Linked DNA regions of Homo sapiens: region 1 is linked to region 2. The links are chromatin loops, found by intact Hi-C in ENCODE. Cell type or tissue: mammary epithelial cell. All regions are shown on one strand.

The links. Hi-C counts contacts between places; a loop is a spot of excess contacts. Peaks named below come from ENCODE experiments on the same cell type or tissue, not always from the same donor. Only the 100,000 strongest peaks of a DNase experiment are listed, where the experiment ranks them.
Region 1: it touches region 2 in a loop (8-fold over the local background); 18 of 110 quality-filtered maps call a loop at or near these places.

What each region holds. Positions count from the first base shown.
Region 1 is chr22:43,888,644-43,891,143 of GRCh38, reverse strand. It overlaps PNPLA5 (patatin like domain 5, triacylglycerol lipase), which reads left to right. Exons shown (of 9, transcript NM_138814.4): 2 at 1-82; 3 at 1,280-1,345; 4 at 1,606-1,815. Among named protein-coding and RNA genes, the nearest start is that of PNPLA5, 2.1 kb to the left of the region's middle. In mammary epithelial cell, a CTCF peak has its summit at 1,159 (motif pointing left); no DNase peak of the experiment used is centred here; H3K27me3 peaks cover 334 bases.
Region 2 is chr22:43,944,755-43,947,254 of GRCh38, reverse strand. PNPLA3 (patatin like domain 3, 1-acylglycerol-3-phosphate O-acyltransferase) reads right to left here. Exons shown (of 9, transcript NM_025225.3): 8 at 2,460-2,500; 9 at 1-1,101. The coding sequence ends at 873. Among named protein-coding and RNA genes, the nearest start is that of SAMM50, 9.4 kb to the left of the region's middle. RefSeq lists enhancers at 1,052-1,346, 1,286-1,445. In mammary epithelial cell, CTCF peaks have their summits at 780 and 1,189 (motif pointing right); no DNase peak of the experiment used is centred here.

The sequences.
Region 1 (2,500 bases), 56 kb after region 2:
GCTGGGCATTTCGCTGACCCGCTGGCCTGACGGACGCAACTTCTTGGTCACTGACTTCGCCACCTGCGATGAGCTCATCCAGGTGTGGGGCGGGGGGTGCCCAGGGCTTGGCTGGTGGGCGGGCTCCATCTAGTCCAGAGTGACATCCAGGTACTTCCCCGTCAGACGTTTCTGCAGGGGCGGAAGGAGGGAGGGCGGGTGGACCTGTTTGTAGGTGAGGAAACTGAGGCCCAGAGAGGGTCGGCAGGGTGGGTCTGGAGACTTTCCAGGTTGCTGCACACAGAAGGGTCTGGCTGGGGCCCGGCAGAGTCAGGCTGCTGAGTCAGGGCCCCCACAGGGACTGCTCTTTCCAGAGGGCAGCTGGCTAGCCCCAGCCTCCACCCCACTCCATCCTCCCGCCGCTTTTTGGCGGTGGGTTGACATTTATTGAACACCTATTATGTGCCAGTCACTATTCTAGGCACTGTGACTGTAACAGGGAGCAAAACAGACAGAAACCCTTGCCTTCCTGGGGCTTCTATGCTCAGTGGTTCTGGGGGGCAGGCGGTATCGATAATGAACTCATCTCCAAGTAAGGAGGTAAGGAACCATCCAGTATTGAAATGAAATAGGATGTCTAAAAAAGATGCTTCACATACACCCTGACACTATTATTTGCCAATAGTGTGTACGCGCACGCTCAAGTGCAGGCACACAGTGTGACAACCAAAAATGTCTCTGACATTGTTAGGTGTCCTGTAGGGGAGAAAATCACTCCTAGTTGAGAACCACCAACCCAGAGCTTGCAAACTTTTGAATATAGGACTTTGTCTCATGGAACCCTTGGAAACGTCCCAACTCTCTCTGGGAGGTGCAGAACCCATCCTGGCCCTGACCAGATGGAGATGCAGGTGACAGTTTTGTTCCCACAGACTGATAACAGTCACGGCAGCTAATGTGTACTGAGCACCTACTATGTGCCAGGCCCCATCCCAACTGCTACACAGGCAAGGAGTCTGGGCCACTCTTTGGGGTCCCCGGCTGGCTTCCTCAGGAGCCTGCACCTGGCCTCCTTCCCTGCACACCCACAGAAAGAGGAGGTGGGTGTCAAGACAGAGGTGCTCCAATCCCTGCTTCCCTTGGAGAGCTTGGCTGGGAGGTGATGCCTCAGCTCCCTCATCTGGACGTGGGACTGATGACACCTCCTTTGCAGGCTGTTGGGATTAGAAACCGTGCCTAGGAAGGTTCTGAATGCAAGAAGCATGCACAGTTGTGTTCCTGCTGACTCTTCTCTTCCTAGGCCTTGGTCTGCACCTTATACTTTCCTTTCTACTGCGGGCTGATCCCCCCCGAGTTCAGAGGGGAGGTGAGTGCACTCTGGAACCCCGTTCTGTGCTCTGGGCAGCCTGGGGTGCACACCGTGGAGAGGTGCTTGGGTGGAGGAAACCAGCGCTCCTTGAGCACCTACTGTGTGCCAGGCCCTCCCCCTGCTCCTGGGGGGCGTTCAGCCTCCTGGGCTGGAGTGGCCCTGGTGACTCAGGGACAGCTGGAGGGTCACCGGCTGCAGCCAGTGTGGGAGGCCCTCTGAGAGGGCAGCACCACCCACCTGCTCCCCACAAATTGCAGCGCTACATCGATGGGGCTCTGAGCAACAACTTGCCCTTTGCAGACTGCCCCTCCACCATCACGGTGTCGCCCTTCCATGGGACAGTGGACATCTGCCCCCAGAGCACCTCCCCCAACCTGCATGAGCTGAACGTCTTCAACTTCAGCTTCCAAATCTCCACTGAGAACTTCTTCCTGGGGCTCATATGTCTCATACCCCCCAGCCTCGAGGTAGGTCTGGCCCTGTGATGGTGTTAGAGGCTTGGCCAAGGTCAAGGGCCCCGTGAGTCAGACTCTGTGTGCTCCTAACCCCCACTGCCCCCCGAGCCTGAAGGCAGTTACAACACATGTCCCGAGTCTCACAGCCAAACACCTGAATCCTAAGCTTGGGGTTCAGTTGTGTCCTTACTGTTCTTGCTGCCCTGAGCCAGTGATGAATGAGGACTGGCCCCATGTCAATGGGACACACTCACGCCAACTCTGCTTAGCTGGCCTTTGAGCAGGGCCTTTGCCTGTGCTCCTCTGGGCCAGGGTCTGTAGGCAGGTACCGTTATCATTTCCATTTCTCAGGGGAGGATGCTATGGTTCAGAGAGGTTAAGCAACTTGTTCAAAGTCACACAGACTGGAAGCAGCAAAACCAGGATTCAGACCTAGAGCTGGCTCAGGCCCATGCTCTTGACCACCGTCCTTGACTGTGGCCAAATTGACCATCCATTGTAGAGGCAAGGCACAAATGCAAAGAAAAAAATGAAGGAAGCGTTTTTTTACCCCTTGGTATTTCTGGAAAACAGATAATTTGACAACTATTGAAATATACTCCTCCTGGCCGGGTGTGGTGGCTCATGCCTATAATCCCAGCACTTTGGGAGGCCAAGGCTGGCAGATCACTTAAGGTCAGGAGTTTAAGACCAACCT
Region 2 (2,500 bases):
TCCGAATAGCTGGGATTACAGGCATGCACCACCATGCCCAGATAATTTTTGTATTTTTAGTAGAGACAGGGTTTTGCTATGTTGGCCAGACTGGTCTTGAACTCCTGACCTCAGGTGATCTGCCAACCTTGGCCTCCCAAAGTGCTGGGATTACAGCCGTGTGCCACTGCACCCAACCGATTTTTTTTTTTTTAAGGCTTATTCTACTAACATCTCACTGATTCACATAATACAAAATTCAACAGGTAACAACGCTTCCTTACATTTTTATACAAAACTCTTTAAACATTATTTTAGTTAGGTGAAAAAGGTGTTCTAAAATTAAGTAGATTATCATCTTGTTACCCCCGCCATGGAGACGTTTTTAGTAGTCAAGGTTATCATCTTTGCAGACCACCTGACAGGCAGTGTCGTTCTTGGGGACGAACTGCACCCCTTCCCACAGCATGGGGAAGTGGGATCATGCTATTCTCTTCCCTCCACCCCACAAGATCACACATGGGCCAGCCTACCCCCCATCACAAGGCCCCCACCCATCCAAACACCTGTCATTCTAAGAACCTCATGCTGGAACAGTCTGACCATTAATAGGGCCACGAAACAGTCAGTAAGGGACCCTCTGCACTGGGCTTCCTGGTGTCATTTCCCAACCAGCTGAATTAACGCATGCTGATGTATTAGAGTTAAGTGCTGGACCGCTGCACAGGCGAAAGGTTGCTTCCTAGCTTTTCATAAAACCAACTCAGCTCAGAGGCTGGGATCCTCCACGTCACAGGCAGGGGTCACTACACAGCAATGCGGAGGTAGCTGCACAAAGATGGGAAACTTTAGCACCTCTGAAAGAATCTGCTAGACTCGCCTCCTCAAGTGACTCACAGACTCTTCTCTAGTGAAAAACTGGGAAAGGTGGAGAGCCCCTCAGCACCAGCAGGTACTTTATTGCCCAAGAAGAAGTTCAGGCTGGACCTGAGGATGGACCGCGGGGTGGCCTCTGCTTTGGTCTCTGCTGGACAGCCCTTGGGGGAGCAGGGAGTCCAGCAGGGCCAGTCCTGCTCAGGTGTGCATGGGGAGGCCTGTTGGCTGCTCACTGGCATTTGGGACCTGAAACACATGGAGGAAGTTGGCTTAGAGGCCGTTCCCGCTGCTGCAGTGTGCAGTCTGAGCTACGGTGGACCCACATTGCCGGCCAGTAGAGGGCACCACACACACTCTAGGGTGCCGTCACAGCCAGAGACACAGCTTCTTCTAGCCCTCAGTGCTGGGCTGATGTCACCACCTAGGTCTTCCAAGCCTGTGGCCCTCCCAGCTACCTGGACACCTCCCACTGGACATCACAGGTGTTGTCCACCAACGAATCCCTGGAGGGGCCTATCAGTTTCCCCCACACAAACCTACTTGCCTGCCAGGGTGTCCTACCACCCACCGCCTGGCACCACTGACCACCAGTCACCAGGGCTGCCCCACTCCTTAGGCTTGGAACCGACACCTCCTCCTGTCCAAGAGCCTTAGGAAGCCTCTCGGTCTACAGATCGTCCCTGCCTGGGCCCTGGCAGCCCCCCTTGCTGCCTGCTGCCAGCCAGGGCCCAGGATCCACCCTCTACTTGGCCACTACTGCCCTCTTCCCTAGCAAATCGGATCTTTGCATTCCCCTACTTTTAAATCCTTCTGTGTCTACCAATAACAACAATAGCAAGAGAGGCCATACCTCCTGATGCCCAGCATGTGCCAAGTACCATGCTACGGGCTCTCAGGAGCTCACGGAAACCCATTGAGGGGATGGGGATCACCCCTGTTAGCCAAGTGAGGAAACCAAGGCCTATGATTTTCAGGATAACGCCCAACCCTGGTAATGGGAGCCAGGCCCTGAACTCCGGCTCAGTTTCCAGAATTCAGAATTCAGGAAGTAGCGGCATCCCCTGGGGCCTGTCAACGCAGACTGCTAGGCTTCACCCCGGAGACTGTGACTCAGTACAACAGAGGGTGGAGGACAGGGGGCTTGCATTACCAGGCACCTAGCCACACGCTCCGAGGAGCTCTGCTAGCCCTGCCCCTCCAGGGTCCCACCTCCTTCCTGTGCCATGGGTGCCAGAGCTCCTTCGCTCAGACACGCCAGCGCTATCTGACACTCCCCAGTCCTCATCCCAGCCACTCTGTCTGAAGCACCTTTCCCTGCTTATCTGGGGCCTCTCTGCTCTTCCACCATCAATGCTGCACTCAAAGAGACTCATCCGACGGGAAGTCTTCCCAGGCTCCGGTTCAGGTTGGCCTGGGTGGCAGCTCTCAGCAGGTGTGCCAGGACCTCTGACTGACTCAGCTGCCTCCCATGAGACAGGGTCCCCACACCCAAGGGCAAGCTCCTTGCTTGGTGTTCAGCCAGCTGTTTCTAGAATGTCGTGTGAGGCCTCATCAGATGAGAGAGGTGCCCGTCCGGCCCACACACCCACAGCCAAAGTATTTACCTGGAGGCGGGGAGCAGACACATCAGCACTCGAGTGAACAC